Regions from separate parts of the Homo sapiens genome. Here region 1 is linked to region 2. Evidence: read pairs that join two places in POLR2A ChIA-PET (ENCODE). Cell type or tissue: Panc1. All regions are shown on one strand. Each heading gives the region's core, and the rest is flanking DNA. Links, peaks and the distances in the headings are about the cores only.

Region 1 (8,325 bases), core at 174-8,173, 79 kb before region 2:
CTGGCAGAACCCAAGGAATAAATTTCTCCATATCGTTTCCTAGTTACCCTAATCTCTGCACAAATTTGTGTGTTACAGAAGCAGATCCAGAGCTTGAATAAAATGTGTTCAAACCTTCTGGAGAAAATCAGCAAAGAGGAGCGAGAATCAGAGAGTGGAGGTATGATGGGACTGGTGGCTAAACAGAGAAGGAGAGGTATATAAGATCACTGGAATGGGAATGGTTGTTTTGGAAGTAGTGAAGTTAGGACACAAGGGTGAACTGCTTTGGGGTTTGTATCCATTCTGTTAGCCTTTTGTATTTAAGGCCAGCACTGAAGCAGTGGAGGAAATGGGCAAAGTAAGAAGAGAGAATTCTGAGATAGGCTTGGGGGTCCTCTGGCTCTTTTTCTGGGCTGTGAGGGAGTCTAGATGTTGCTGAATTCAGAACTCCAAACCCTGGCACTCATACTGGTCTTCCAGCTGCCACGTTCAGTCCTGCATCAGAAGCATACTTCAGGATCCCCATTACTTTTTCTTCAGGTCTCCGGCCGAACAAGCAGACCTTTAACCCTACAGACACTAATGCCTTGGTGGCAGCTGTTGCCTTTGGGAAAGGACTATCTAATTGGAGACCTTCAGGCAGCAGTGGTCCTGGCCAGGCAGGCCAGCCAGGAGCTGGGACGATCCTTGCAGGAACCTCAGGATTACAGCAGGTGCAGATGGCAGGAGCTCCAAGCCAGCAGCAGCCAATGCTCAGTGGGGTACAAATGGCTCAGGCAGGTCAACCAGGTAAGGTGGCAGGGGTTGAAATGAAGCTGACTTTGAGCAGGAGTGGGAGGGAATAAGCTAGATTATCTGGGCCTCCAGCATCTCTAGACCTAGAGGTTTTCTCTATTTCTCCTTTTCACTGTGACCCAGGAAATAATTTTCAGAAGTAAAAAAATCTCATCTGAGACTCTGCAACAGGCACCAGAGAGTGAGGAAGAACTTTGAGTAACAGAAACTGCTCCAATTTCTCATCCGCATCTCACATCTCTGTGTCAACTATCCTTCTATCCCATTTATTCTGGTATTAGATATGTTGTCAGTGTCTCTTGTTAGGTAGAGAAATCAGCAGTCAGATCTTAAGACCATTTGGTAGGTGCATCAGGAATTGACACGCAGGCCAGTTTTCCAGTCCTACATGTATTCTTTTCTCTGTATCCTGCCTCTCTTGCTCTTGGCTTCCTGCCTTCTCTCCTACTCATTTTTAGAACAGTCTAGATGCAGGCAGCTAGAAGAGTTATTTCCTCCAAGCTGTCTAGGAAAAGGGACAATTAAAGAGAGATTCTGCACTTATTATGATATAAAAAAAGAAAAACAATGAGAGAACATAGTACTCTTTTACCTGTGACGTTAAATGGGAGTCACACAGGTTTAGCTATCTGTTCTAGGAGTGGATGAACAGACTATTCTCCCATGTCACTTCTTTCCTCCTGGACACCTTCAGGGAGACAGCTGGGTGAAGAATCATACTTCTGACCTCTGTCAAACAGGGTCAGATGCCGCAGAGGTTCTGAGATGATAAAGGAAGTGACAGAGGGAACCTGAGGTACCACATTTCTGATTTGTCATGAAAGTCTTACCTTGCTTAAGATGACTTTTTTAATGTTCCTTTCAGGGAAAATGCCAAGTGGAATAAAAACCAACATCAAGTCGGCTTCCATGCATCCCTACCAGCGGTGAGTGTGGCTGGCAACCTCGACTCCCTGGTGCTCTTTGCAGAGTTGGGCAGTGAAATTACCTTTTGCTCAAGGCTCACCTAGATGGGTACAATAAAAAGAACATGGGCTTTCAGCAGCAGACAAATCCCACTTCCACCACTGACTAGCTGTGTGACCTTGGACAAGTGACCTAATTTTTCTGAGCCTGTTTCTCATTTGTAAATGGTGATAATACCTACCTCATAGGGTTGTTGTGAGGATTAAAATGAGGAAATGAATGTAAAGCACTTAGTACAGTATATGAAATAATGGGTATTCAATAAATGATAGTTTCTACAGATCCTTCTCCCCACCACCCTCCACAGTCCTTGATCCAGAACTTACCCTAATCTGATACTGCCTCACGTCAATGGTGAGCTGATGGACACAAGATCAAATAAGGCTATGCTTATTTTGTGCTGCCAGAAACTGTAGCAACCTCTGTGTTCTTAGAGGCACACTGTTTTTGCAGGCCCTCCTGCCTGGGTTTCATTCTGGCTATCCCTCTAAGGCGCAAGGTGAAGAAGCTTCTGGGCCAGGAAGGAAAAAAAAATGCCCACCTGCAGCTCTGGTGAAGCTTGGGCCTGCTCTCCTTTCCATCCTCTAAGGAGCCAACTTGGCTTTTACCTGTCAAATAGTCATAAAGTCCCCTATCCTTTACCCCACCTTATACACACGAGGCTTTCTCAGGAAGTGGCTCTGCCAGGCAGGACTATGTGGGAAAGGGTTTTTCCTTAGCACACGAAAAAGCCCCTTCCCCTGGATTCATGTTTCTTATTTTGGAGGGAGAAGGGAATTGCACTTCACACTGCCATCAGGGTTTAGTTGACCTCATAATGGTGCCCACTTTCTCGACTTTGGCCAGGATTTCCTTCAAAGAAAACGACTTTCCTTCATTTCCCTAAGCCTGTGGCCCAAATGGTGGACCAGAATGATGGTGGGAGGGGGCAACCCCCAGTAGCTTTGCCTGCTTTTATAAAGTTGAACAAATTGAATTTAGACATTCAGGCTAACCTGCCTTTCTTAGTACTCCTTTGTTGGCATGGGCAGGGGTTGAGTCAGCAGAAGTGGACCAAAGGATTCCTCTGAATAAAGTTATTTAAATTGATGTTCACTGGCTCAGGGTTGTCTGACAGTAATTTATGAGAGCACTACATAGGGATCAGAGGGGCAGTTTCAAGAGTGCTGCAAGGCAGTTCTAATTTGTTCTCCATAAAAAAGTTTCCGTATCTTTAATTAGCTTTGATCTAAAAATCCTGAAACTTCCCTCCTGCTCATACCTTCCAGCTGCCTTTTTTCTGTTCTGTCACACACTGGTACTTTGGCATTTGTTCAGTGCCAAACAAAGTTCTGCCAGGCTGTGGCAGCAAAGGACTGGAAAAGTGGTCCCAGATGTCACATCTGTTACCATTCCATCAAGGTGAGGAATGGTATCCACAAAGCTCACTGACCACAATACATAGCAGTAGGGGAGTCTGGTCACCAGCTCTAAGGCAATGCCAGACCTTTCCCCCACTTAAACTGTTCCGGCTCATCAGCCCACTCAGGTGTTATCTTCTCACCTCTTCCCTTCCCACTGGAAATGTCAGTATTAACTGGCATATTGGGTAGAGTTTGAGCTGTGCTTCTCTGAAATTCCTGGAGCATCTTTTGGTGACTATTGTCCTTTACTCCACCAAAAGATTCCCTCCTATTGAATGGCACCAACCCCAAGTTTTTTTGTGTCCCAGGCAAATACTGACTTCATCCCCACCATACTATTAAAATGGATTCCTTGTCATCCAAGAATGGAAATATCCTCTTGCCCCAACAGGAACATATGCAGGATGTCACCTACATCTTGTTCCCCTAAGCAAACACTCCTTCCTCTAGAGGGACTCCTCTACATTCATCACCGTAGGAGCACATGCTGTCGTTTTTATCCCCCATCCTCAAATCATCTGGAGTACACAAATCTCAGTAGTGTCTCCCACTTTGGGGTCCATACAGCCTATTAAATGCCTCAATAGAGAGTATGTATCTCCCACCCCTAACATACTCATTCCCTCAGGAGGGAATACATATACAGTTTTCCTTTGAAGAAGGGGACATGACCTATTTACTGGCTCAGATTTAGGATTTGCAAAAGGTGACTATTGGCCTACTCTGGTAACATTCCTCTGTTTTTGACTGTCCTGTTTTGCTTGGAGATCGTGCTTTCTCCTATTCTTGGGTCCCCTGGAGAAAGAGATTAGGCCATTGTCTCCTAGGTTTGTGTCTAGGATGGAGAAAGAAGCAGCAGCTGTGAAACGTCAAGAGCTTACTACAGGACAGAGTTCATCCTGCTGAAGGCGGAAGCTTATCCAATCAATGTCAGCATAAGGCCCATTGCCTAGGATCTCTCCCTCTCCAGCTCTGCCCTGAGCCTGGGATTCAGTCATTGCTGAACCTCTCTTTTGCTCATTGTGCCAGTCACCCCATTCTGTTCCCCTTCTGGTGTTTATTGCTGCCCTACTTAGCTGGTGTACCTCATTCAACCCTGTCGTTTTTTGGGAAACAGCCAAGATAGATAGGTTGTAGCCAAGTGCTCCTTAGAACTCCATAATGGGTCCCAGCATTAGGATTGAGCTGGAGGGGGTGTAATTGCCCACCTCCTGTTGTGCTGCCACAGAGAAGAAGCTGAACTCTGCAGGAATGCCCCAGTGCAAGGCTGGTCCCTTTTCCCACCCCCCTCTCACCTCCCCCAGGCAGCTGGAAACAACCTCTCCCTTTGTCTGAGCTTCTTGTACAGAATAATCCTCCTTATGGACAATGTATTCTCTGTGCCCTGTGGACACAGGAGCTGTGTAAGCTGATCCCAGCACCAGGCAGGACGGAGGCTGAGTCCTTCCAAACGCCCACCCTGGGTCAGCTCCTGATTACTGTCCAGATGAACTACGAAGGAGTGTACATTCTCTTCCATCTGCCTTTCCTATCTGCTCCAGAATTAGGGGAATAGCCTACTGAAGTTTAGCATTGGGCCAGGAGTAGGAACAGGGGATGTGGTCCTTTTCTGTTCAGTCTTGAGGGTTCACAGTGCCTGCTTATGGAGGCTCGATGTGGCTCTTGCCTGGAAACCTCAAACACATGGGGACTAACCCTTGGAAAGGGCTTGCCACTGTGCAGATGGGGCTTTATGATTGGAACAGAAGGCAAACTCCAACGCATCTGATGGGACCATGGTGCCCCATCACTTCAGCATGTGTTTTGTCCCACAAGACAAAGTTCCTTTCTTCTTCCCTTTAACTTCTCTTTTTTTTTGAGCTCCATGTGTCACTGAGGCAGCTCTTGGGTTCCTGTTGTGGTCTCTCAATGAGTCACATGCCATTTGGACATGGCAGCTTCCCTAAGTACATCGTGGACAAGGCATCTCACTTCCCTAAGCCTCAGTTTTCTCACTTGGTGATCCCAGTGATCCTTTTTAGGTCTAAAGTCTGTGGCAATGATTTTCAAACCCATTTATCCCCAGGCATTTTGTTTTGTTTTGTTTTCCTTGGTGCATGACTGTTACATAAATAGGCCAAAATTTTCCTAGATAAGCCCCCAAGTCCCTCAGACTCCTATAAACTGTTCCTGAAGTTCCCTCGCTGTCACCTACACCTTAACATACCAACACCCTTGTAGACCACAACCTTGAAACTGTTTTCTAAAACATCTTTCTCTAAGTGAAGATTCATCAAAGAGATGGTAAGTTACCACAAAGTTATCACAAGTTACAAGTTCTGACATACCTTGTGTGTTAGAAGTCGCCCTCCCCCTCACACATCTCTCTCTCCTTGGGCAAGATACATGTACCAAAGAGACTCCTCCAGTATAGGCAATAAATTATACTTCTTCCACATGAAGATAACCTTTCCTACTGAATCAAATATAAGTGCCTTGGGATGCTCGTCTTCCTATGTTTTCTCTGCCATTCCACTGCTTTCCCTAATTCTCACCCTAATTTCCCTAGTTTGTGGTCATTTTGATTCTTCATCTTTTCTTGCCCACATTCCCTACGTAGATATCCTTTGTTCATTTTTTTTTTTTTTTTTGAGACAGGGTCTCACTCTGTCATCCAGGCTTGAGTGCAGTGGCACAATCACCTCTCACTGTGATCCTGCAACTCAGGTGGTCCTCTAGGCTCAAGTGATCCTCCCACCTCTCAGCCTCCCAAGTAGCTGGGACCACAGGCATGTGCCACCATGCCCAGCTAATTTTTAAATTATTATTATTTTTAATGGAGACAGGGTCTCTATGTTGCCCTGGCTGGTCTCAAACTCCTGAGCTCAAGCGATCCTCCCACCTCAGCCTCCCAAAGTGCTGGGATTACAGGTGTGAGCCACCACACCCAGTCTATCCTTCATTCTTTTTGCCAGTTTCTCTGGGCTACATTTCATGGCCTTAGATAGTGCCATTTTAGTGTCTCTTCCATGTTAAAAGATCCTTCTTAACCCTACATCCCCTCTCACTGACTCACTCGCGCCATGCTCTTGAAACAAAGTGCTTAGAATCACTGTTTCTTTTACCTCCCATTCACTTTTCAACCCCTGTGTTTGGGCTTCTACTTCCACCACTCCTCAGAAACTCAGAGATCACTGTTGACCTAATGGCTAAATCCAGAGTTTTTTCAATCCTCATAGTAATGTATCTGCAGCATTTAATGCTGACCATTTCCTTTAGTCTCTTTCTCCCCCATGGCTTCTATGGCACATGCTCTCCTTGTTCATCCTCCTCTCTGGCCATTCCTTCTCTGCAGCTTTTGGACTTTTATACTTCTTCCTGCTTCTTAAATGTTATTCTCTAGGACTTGTCCTTAACCCCCTTTTCTTCTTCTTCTACCTGCTTTCTGTGACCACCACTTTTATGTGCATAATTTAAGCGAGTTTTATTTTCAGCTCAGACCTCTTTGCTGAGCTGCAGATTCCTGATGGATATCTCTACCTGTATGATCCACAGCTGGTTGAATGTCCAAATCCAGTTATTCTAGCCTACACACCTGTTTCTCTTCTAAGCCAGGAATATGGAAACCATTCTAAATTATTCTCCCTCTGGGTCCCCAACCCCCTCATACCTAATCAGATACTAAATCCTACCAATTCTGTCTCCCCAGTGTCCATCCACCCTGTCCTACAGTTTAGGCTCTAGGCCTCTCTTACTAAAAGTATTGTTCAGACTCCATATCTCTAGCCATGCCCACTCTAACTCATCTTCCAAAAGGCTACAGATAGGTCTTTCTAAATTGCAGATCTGATCACATTACTCCCCTGATTAAAATCCTTTATCTCCAGTCCTGCCCACTTTAACTTGTCTTCCAAAAGGCTGCCAGATAGGTCTTTCTGAACTGCAGATCTGATCACATTATTCCGTTGATTAAAAGCCTTTTGATAGTTTACTCCCCATGTAGGGTGGGTGTGCCAGACATACTGAAAATCACAAGATAAAATCTTCCTGGAATGTTCATTTTAAGGGTAATTTAAAACAGAATACACATTTAACATGTATTGTTATTTTATTATTTTGAGACATGGTCTGTCTCACTGTTACCCAGACTAGAGTGCAGTGGCGCGATCTTGGCTCACTGCAACCTCCGCCTCTCAGGCTCAAGCGATCCTCCCACTTCAGCCTCCCAAGTAGCTGGGACTACAGACACTCGCTACCATACCTGGCTAATTTTTGTATTTTTGGTAGAGATGGGGGCATATGGACAACATACCTGGTGGGTGGGTTGGTAGGGGTGGGTGTGCCAGGCATACTGAAAATTACAAGGTAAAATCATCCTGGAATGTTCATTTTACTTAAGAGTAATTTAAAACAGAGAACACACATTTAGCATGCATTATTATTTTATTTTGAGACACGGTCTCACTGCGTCATACAGGTTAGAGTGCAGTGGTGCGATCTTGGCTCACTGCAACCTCCATCTCCCAGCTCAAGTGATCCTCCCACCTCAGCCCCCAAGTGGCTGTGACTACAGGCGTGCGCCACCATACCAGGCTAATTTTTTAATTTTTGGTAGAGATTGCTTTTGCCACATTGCCCAAGCTGGTCTCAAACTCCTGAGCTCAAGTGATCCTCCTGCCTCAGCCTCCCAACATGCTGGGATTATAGGCATGAGCCACCACACCCAGCCAGCATGCATGCATTATTAAGAAAAAATAGTCTTCAAAGAATTCCTACTAGTCTGAACAGCTTCAGACTAAGCCACCAGATTCCCTAGGGATATTTATTTACTCTTTTTGGCCATTACATTTACTTCATTGGAAAAACTTAAAAAATAGCTCAGATTTTCTGGAAAGGCAAGTAAGATTCTGTGTGATGCAGCCCCCTGCCTCCTTCTTATTGTCATGCCACCCACTCAATTCCCAAGCCATCAACATTGCTTGCAGTTTCCTGAATGTGACAGCTCTTTCAAACCTCCATTCCTTTATTCCCACTGTTCCCTCTGCATGGAACACTGCCCTATCATTCTGTCTGATGAATACCCAATCATCTTTCAAAAATCAGCTCACAAGTCACCCCACTCTTGCCGGTGCAGTGGTTCACGCCTGTCATCCCAGTACTTTGGGAGGCTGAGGCGTGAGGACTGCATGAGCCCAGGAGT
Region 2 (8,325 bases), core at 190-8,189:
GATCACACCTGCTTCCAGACCCTTCTCTGACCTGCTCAGTCTGCCCAGGGGCATCCTCTGGGCTCCCACATTCTCTGGGCTGCTGCCCTTTCCACTATGGCTGGCTGGCAGTGAGCTCCTTGCTGGACTGGCTCCCTGCTGGACTGACTCCCTACCAGACTGACTCCCTGCCAGAGCTCCCTGTCCATCAGACTCTAAGCTCCCTGAGGGCAGGACTTGGACCCTCGTAGGGAAAGGAGGGACTACTCTCTTCCACCGGGGAGATGTGTTTGGTAAAGGCCGACTTATCTTGGGGGGCTCTCAGAGGTCATAGTGCTTATACCTGACTTCTCACAGTGCACTCCATGCCACCCAGAGGGGCAGACACAACCACTGAACCGGTCACAAGTGCCACCATTCTGACACTGGCACTGGAGTCGGCAATCAGCCCCAAAATGACCAGGGGCACAAGCTGGGAATAGAGGAGGTATGATTAGAGGGGCATGGGACAGGGGGCAATGAGGGCACAGATGAGGGCGCAGATGGGGCACAGGTTATACAACAGGCTGAGGATAGAAGGACTGGTCAAGTGAGCAGGAGGGCTTGCTGCGTAAGTCAGAGGCAGAGTGGAGGGTCCGGGTCAAGCTCCTGGCCAGCTGTCTTGGTCAGGGACCATGAGGGTAGGTTAGGCATACCTTCTTGGCACTGGCTTCCTCTCCAGCCAGATCCACAAGAGCAGCCATAGGGGTCTGGGAGGCAGAAGGTGAGGCCCCGGCAGCCTGATATGCCTGGGCACTGCTCCTGGCAGCTCTGCCCAAAACGGCCCTCTCTGCAGGCTAGAAAGAGAGTGTGTGGGGTGTATGGGCCTCTGTGGGCCCCTGGGCCCAGGACCTGCCTGTCGCCCTTACCCTCCAAGCTCCACCCACATGGTTCTAGGGTCTTCTCCCAGTCAGGGATCCTCTCCTGCCTGGGTCCTAGCTCCCCTCCTCCTTACCCTGTTCACAGCGGGTGCCAGTGAAGCCAGGGGGGCATACACATTCGCCGTCATGGTCGTGGCAGACACCTCCATGTAGGCAACCTGGGCACTCCTTGGTACAGCCTGGCCCCCAGCGCCCAGCCCCACAACCTGGAGGAAGGTGTCTTCAGCAGCTGACCCTCACCCACCTGACCACTGAGGACTGGAGATCCAGGGGCTCCAGGGGACCCACAGGAAGTACCCATAGGGCTCCCAGCCTCCCACCCTACCCACAACCTCTGCCCTCTGCCTCTGACCCCGCACGATGAGCCGAAAGAAGGCGCTGCCCAGGGGGCTGGCTTCCAGGTAAGTGGCACTGTAGATGCCGCTCGATGGTGGCTGCACATTTGGGAGCTGCAGCAGGAACCGCCCATCCTGGGCTTCATGCCAGTCCAGGGTGTAGAAGTAGGATCCTGGGGGACATGAATGTGTCAGGGGCCTCAGCACTACATGAGGGCTGTGTCACCTCTCTCTGTCCACCTCTGCTCAGCTCACATCAATGAGCCCCATGCACAGTGATGAGACCTAGGGCCGGCACCACGAGAGCCTATGCCCACGCCAGAAAGCTCAGAAGTGCCCTCTTCTTCATGCTCCACCAGCCACCCAGTAAATCACCAAGTCCTGCTCAGTCCATCTCCTCCTCATCCCCTAACCCAGTCCGCTTCTCCCCACACCCACTGCCACTGCCCTGGTCCTAGCCTCCAGGGGCCTCACAAGGCTCCTCTGCCTCCAGTGTCACCCTTTCTTGTCCCTCCTCCACCCAGCAGCCAGGGTGATTTTTTACAACAGACTCCTCTCTAACTCCTCTGCTGAAACTCTCCTGGTTCTCCAGTGACCTCAGGACAAAAATCCAGCTCCTTAGACATCATTTTCACCAACTTGGCCGTGGCCAAGCCATCCAGCCCCATTCGTCTTCACACCCTTCTTGACTCCTAACATTCCTGAATTCCTGAATGGATTGTTTCTCTTCTAGAAACACCCTTGTGTTTCAGACCCTACTGCTCTTCTCAGTCCCTCCTCCTGGAAGGCCCTTCCTTCCTTTTCTGCCTTCTTTGTCTTCCCACTTCTCCTCTGAGCACAATTCAAGTGCCATCTACTCTAGGGTCTCTCCCCTGAGCCTCTCCCTCTTAGAAGAGTGCTCCAGTCGCTGCCCCACCCGCTTCTTGCCTCTTTGCTCAGGGCTGAACAGAGAGCCTAGAGACCCAGGTCTGCCTGTGCCTCTTCACATTTCCTGTCAATTCACGGGGTCCAGAGCTCAGGAGGCAGCCCCCTTGGCCAAAGGGAAGGGTCTTCCTCCCTCAGGAGCCCAGGTATGCAAGAGTCAGCCAAGGGGTTGTGAATCTGAGGACTGAGGCAGGAATCTTGGGGCCACATAGGAAAACAGCTTCCTTCTATGGGGTGGCCAAAGGGTCAGGGTGGAGGACAGGCCTGGGACTGAGATCCCACGGGTCTACCCAGGCCTCAGCATGAGGCTGTCTTGGGCATCAAGGATCTGGGCTGGACAGATCTTTGGGAGAGGCTAGACTCTGCCCTGCCTGTGTTGGGCATGATGTTACCAGTTCTCTTCCTCCTCAGGGGGACTGATGCGGTCTGCCAGGTGGGCTATGTGACAGCACCTGCTAACTCCCAGGGGAGAGATGAGGGTTTAACATCGTGCTCATTTGGGGCTAAGAGGGAAGGGGCAGCTGACCACAGGCTCCTGGCCCTCTGTGTACAGAAGGAAGGCAGCTCAGAACTACAGATAAGATGGGTGCAGGCACATCCCATGGGACCTGGTCCACTACAGAGGAGAGGCCCTGGAGGTCGGGTGTGTCAGGGGCCAAAGCTGAGGGTCCCATGGGTCATGAAAGTGTTGGGGCCTCAGAACGATGGGTCTACCCTCCCCACCAGTTCAAATGCCCCTCTTTACCGTTGCTCTTCCAGATCACGTCTGTCTGCTTCTCCTTGTGCACACGTGCAGAAAGTACAGCGGTGTCACCTTTGTTCACAGTGTGTGTGACCTTGTCTGGAAGCAGGTGGGCTGCGGGGTGGAAGGTGGGTCAGCGGCCTGGTTTTCCCCGCGCCATCCCCCCGCCTGCCTAACTCACCTCCAGGGCTGTTGTGCACGTAGATGACGCGCGTGCGCCGCGCCCCAGCACCGCCCACGCAGGAGAAGACGCCCACGAGGTCCGAGGGCTTGGAGAAGCCGCGAAGCGTGACCTGGTGCGAACCGTTGCGCGCCAGGCGCAGGGGTGGCCCGGGCGGGGTGCGCACGATACGGTCGTCCTTCTCCAGCAGCAGGGGCGGGCCCCAGGCGTCCGAGCCCCTCCCCGCCCCGGCCTCCCCAGACACGCAAGTCAGGAAGAAGCGCTGGGGGTCCGTGAGCCGCAGGTTGGCCAGCAGCGTCAGGTCCACCGCCGCGCCTGGGGCCAGGACACCAGTGACTCTATTGTAGTCCCAGCCAACCCTAGTGCCCCAGAGCCCCCAGCCCCAGCCCTCTGGTCTTACTGATCCACCGTCCACTCAGAAGAGGGTCTCCAACCTTCACCCCTCTTCCTTCCCCTGCCCGGTTCTTCAGACCCCACAGGCCTCACTTTATCAGGCATTCCCATCCCCCTCCTTTCCCCTTCCATGCGCACTGGCCTCTTTCCCTCAAGTCTCTTCATTCTAAAAGAACAAAAACAAAACCACGAATCCTTCTCTGGCCGTGTCCCCTCCCTTCTCCTGCCAGATGGCTTCCCTTTCGCCCCAGCTTTCGGAAAGAATGATCTATGCTCCCTGTCTCCGTTTCCTCACTTTATTTCTATCAGTCCTGTTTCCCCACTCGTCTCTAAAACTGCCCTGCAAAGGTTGCTGTGAGCCACTTCTCCCTGCCTCCACCACGAGAGTGCAGGCCAGGAGAGCCAGCCAGAACAGAAGTGTCCCATGGGTCCCCCTCTCTGTCACTATGGAGATCTAGAAATGTCTGGTGGGCTGGGATTTGAGGTGGGAGAGGCTGAGTTTTGCAGCCAGAAGGTTGTGGCACAGAAATGGAGCTAGGGCTGGGTGCGGTGGCTCACGCCTGGAATCCCAGCACTTAAGGAGGCAGAGGTGGGAGGATCCTTTGAGCACAGGAGTTTGAGATCAGCCAGGGCAACATAGCAAGACCCCATTCTCCAGAAAAAGAAAAACAAAAAGAAATGGAGCTAAGCTTGGGGCTGGGCCCAGAGCCAGGGAGGGCAGCCCCAGGGCAAGGCCTGGAGCCCAGACAGACACAGACACGAGGTAGGTCTTGGTCTTTGTTTGCCTTCCAAAGAGCTCACGCCCTAGTTGGAGGAACAGGCATGAACACAGCTGCCAAATGTAGGGCGCTGTGCTTTTGAGCACAGAGAAGGGACCCCTGCTCCAGCCTGGGGGAGCTCAGGGAGATGAAGAGATGCTTCCTGGGAGGTACAGTTGGAGCAGGGCACATTGGCGTGAGGACAATGGGGAGGGAGAGAAATCAGGGGCAGGGAGAGGGCATCCTAGACAGAGGGAACAGCCTGGACAGAGGCCTGCAGTGGCAATATTGTGGCAGGTGGAGGGGGCTCTCCAGGTTTGTGTGACTGGAGTACAAAATGTGAGGCTGAGGCAGGAGAGATCAGGTGGAGTCAGAGTCCAGTCTGGACGGTGGAGAGCCTGCGAGCCTGCCTTAGCTCCAGGACCCAGAACCCCTCCACCAGCCAAGCCCTTCCTTCTCTGTCTCTTGTAGCTGACTGTCAAGCAGTTCATTAGTTTAAATGCCACCTAGCTTATCAGTGTTTGAAAGGCTACCATGAGCAAACGAAGCTGGCATTTACTGACCGCCCACCACATACCAACCCCCATTTTCCACTGGATCCTCACAACCAGTGAAGTGGATATTCTTTCCAGTTACAGAGGAGGATCATGGTAATTATTCTACTGGCTTCTTTGAGCAAGCTCGCCCACTCCCCCAGTTTTAACCATCACCTCTGAGTCAGTAACTCGGGAACGGTCTTTCAGCTTGGACCTGCATTTCCATCAGCTTTTCCCAAATCTGCTCCTCTCCAGTGCTCCCTGACTCACTGGACAGCACCCGCCACTTGAGACACAAACTATGGAGTCATCTCTACTCCCATTGTCATAATAATGAATGTTTATTGGCTGCCAGTTATGCACCAGGCACTTTACTGATATTGTTTCATTTTACCATCCCAGCTATCCTGGGAGGTGGATGTTATTATCCCTGTTTTATAGCCAGGAAAGGGAGGCTCAGAGAAGTTAAGTAACTTGCCCAAGGTCATACAATTAGTGAGTGGCAGGGCCAGGTTGTCTGATTCTAAAGTCCACATCTCTGAGCACTGTGCTGCCTGCCTCATCAGTCATAGAATTCTGCACATTGTTTCCTGAACGCTTCTTGACTTCATCCCCACCCCCCCAGCCTGCCTTTGTTCAGCCCTCATCCTTACTCACCTAGACCATCCCAACAGCCACAGCCCCTCCTTCTGCAACTCATCCTCCACGGTGATCTAAGACCAAACCTGACCTTGTGACTTTCTTGCCTGTGACCTCCCATGGCTCCCTATTGCCCTCAGGATAATGTTCGTGCTCCTAAGCCCCGTGATGCTCCCACGCTATCCCTCCTGTTGTGTTCCTAACAGGCACCTTCTCTCCCATGCACCTCCATGCCTCTGAGACTTGCATTTTTTATGTTCTGGCTGCCTGGAATGAAGACCACCCCTCTTAGTGAAATCTTCCTTGATTCCCTTTTTGTCTCCTACCTGAGGCAGTGTAAGCTGAACTCCTCCTCAGTGCTCCTCTAGAGCTCCTGTGTCTGTCCCTGTTTAGCCCTCTTCCCCTGTCCTGTGTTCTGCACTAGACCATGAACCACTCAAAGGCAGCCTCTGTGTTCTAATCGGCTGACCAGCAGACTGAAGGAATCAGCTGCCACCTACTCAGAAATCCTTACCAAGCACAGTGCACTGTGCCAACTGCTCTGCATCATTTTCTCATTTAAACCCCATAACAACCATAGGAGGCTGGCATCATTTAATCTCATTGTACAGACTAGGTGTTGCCAGCCTCTCAACTAATGGCCCAGCACTTAGCACAACTCCTGGAATATTGTTGGTGCTCAATAAATGTTTGTCCAGTGAACAACTGAGTGAATCCAACACAATTACCCTATGAACACCCCCTGAAAATGGCCCTCCACAGATCCTCAGATCCAACACAGTCAGCGGCTACTCCTCACTCCTCCCCTGATCCCAGGTTGCAGTGATTTCTAGCACTTGCCTGTGTTTTCCTGGCCTTGATCTCACTTTCTAGTGGATCAAAGTGATGGCAGTGATGATAGGGCTTGTTTTCCAAAATTTTTTGTTGTGGTGAAATGCATATAAAATAAATTTTACCATCTTTTTTTCTTTTTAGATGAGTCTTGCTCTGTCGCCCAGGCTGGAGTGCAGTGGCGCGATCTCAGCTCACTGCAACCTCTGCCTCCCAGATTCAAGCGATTCTCTTGCCTCAGCCTCCCAAGTAGCTGGGATTACAGGCTCCTGCCACCACGCCCGGCTAATTTTTGTATTTTTAGTAGAGATGGGGTTTCACCATGTTTGCCAGGCTGGTCTCGATCTCCTGACCCTGTGATCCACCCGCTCGGCCTCCCAAAGTGCCGGGATTACAGGCGTGAGCCACCACACCCGGCAAATTTTGCCATCTTAACCATTTGTAAGCAGCATATAACCCAATGTGATTAAATACATTCCTAGTGTTGTCCCACCATCACCACCATCCATCCTTTTTTTTTTTTTTTGAAAAAGACGAAAGTCTAAACACAATGGAGACGGGGTCTCACTATGTTGACCAGTCTGGTCTTGAACTCCTGGCCTCAATTGATCCTCCCATCTCAGCCATCCAAAGTGCTGGGATTACAGGTATGAACCACCGCACCCGGCCCCATGTTTATAACTCTTTTAATCTTGTAAAACCAAGTAAAAATCTTGTAAAAACGCTGTACCTTTTAAACAAAACTCCCCATTTCTTCCTCCCTGCAGCCCATGGCAACCATCATCCTACTTTCTGTCTCTATGATAAAATAGGGTTTCTTGGGTAGAAATCAGGGCCTCGGGGCCTAGAAATGGGGTGAGGGACTCAGGGGAGACTTACCCACATGAGAAGCCAAGAAGAGGATGGGGAGCAAGAAAGGGGGCACCCGCCAGACCATACTCCAGAGGCCGACCCAGGCCAGCCAGGACGAGCTGGGCCTGGGGTCAGATGCTGTGGGCCTGACTGCTCAGCCTGTGTTGGTCAGTGTGGGTCGGTGCTGGGGAGGAAGAGGAAATGAGGTGGCTTGGGTGGGAGGGGTGGCAGGGTAGGGGGTGGGAGGACTCATTCTGCCTTTGAGCCTCTAGGCCCCCCAATCTGGCCCCCACAAGGCTGGGGATGGGTGTGGCCTGGGAGGAGTCACTTGAGGTGGGGGGAAGGTTATGGTAAGGGCAGACCTGGGGACAGCTGGACTGATTTTTCCCATCCCCTGTCTCTCTCCAGTACTCAGTCTTGCTGGCACAAAGGAGGCAGGAGGCAGGAAAGGGAGGAAGCCAGTGGCTTCCGCCTATTGAGGAGGGGGGTGGGGTGGGGGACATTGTTCTGGGGTCTCCCCTCCCCCCGGCACAAACACACAATACGGCCCACATGAGTCCTCATGTATGTGCCCCAGGACACAGACAGTTACATGGGTTTCCTAGAGAGCAGTTCACATACGAAACACAAAGGACCTCTGTGGGCCTGAGAAGCACATACACTCAAAGGAACACAGGGCCCTGGCAACAAAGAGCCTTCGAGTCTACCTTGTGTACCTCTCTCATTGTACAGATGGGAAAACTGAGGCTTGCTGTGCTCGAGGGCACCCTGAGGCTGTGGCAAGGCTGGGACTTGAACTTCTGACTTAGTCCTTGCTTTCTTGGTGCCAATCGCTCCACAAGGGCTCACATTAAGCAGTCCCGGGGAGCACACAGGGAGTATCGGTTGCATAGATAGTCCTCAGCTTAAGCTGCTAATGAAAGCTTCAGCTTATTGTCTGCCAGGTGTCATTCATTTTGCGGCAAACCCCTGCCTATTCCTGGGCACTGGGGCAGCAGAAGTCTGCCCAGGGAGGTGCACTCACTCTTGACGGCTGACAACAACCTGGGAGCAGTCGCACTGCTTTGGCAAAGTCTCTAAAGCCCCATGGATCTTGCCTCTGCTTCCCTCCCAGACTCACCTCTCCCTGCCCTGGCACCCGTTGCTCCACCTCTTGCCACCACTGGCAGTTCCCAGAACGGAACAAGACCTGTAGGTACAGAACGCCCACGAGGAGGCCCTTCCAGGGAGCAGAG

What was found. Peaks named below come from ENCODE experiments on the same cell type or tissue, not always from the same donor. Only the 100,000 strongest peaks of a DNase experiment are listed, where the experiment ranks them.
Region 1: POLR2A ChIA-PET joins it to region 2 with 11 read pairs; 6 of 35 experiments call an interaction of 5 or more read pairs at or near these places.

What each region holds. Positions count from the first base shown.
Region 1 is chr1:43,378,424-43,386,748 of GRCh38, reverse strand. MED8 (mediator complex subunit 8) reads left to right here. Exons shown (of 7, transcript NM_201542.5): 5 at 79-160; 6 at 523-771; 7 at 1,643-2,832. The coding sequence ends at 1,707. MED8-AS1 (MED8 antisense RNA 1) reads right to left here and starts at 1,700. Exons shown (of 2, transcript XR_001738027.1): 1 at 1,608-1,700; 2 at 1,023-1,465. It overlaps LOC112268225 (a long non-coding RNA gene), which reads right to left. Exons shown (of 2, transcript XR_007066049.1): 2 at 7,550-8,325. RefSeq lists a silencer at 8,247-8,325. In Panc1, for the core only: a CTCF peak has its summit at 3,104; no DNase peak of the experiment used is centred there.
Region 2 is chr1:43,299,922-43,308,246 of GRCh38, reverse strand. TIE1 (tyrosine kinase with immunoglobulin like and EGF like domains 1) reads right to left here and starts at 7,265. Exons shown (of 23, transcript NM_005424.5): 1 at 7,118-7,265; 2 at 3,082-3,396; 3 at 2,904-3,014; 4 at 1,252-1,407; 5 at 974-1,105; 6 at 675-815; 7 at 323-451. The coding sequence starts at 7,175. RefSeq lists an enhancer at 7,206-7,295 and a silencer at 7,326-7,425. In Panc1, for the core only: no CTCF peak of the experiment used is centred there; no DNase peak of the experiment used is centred there.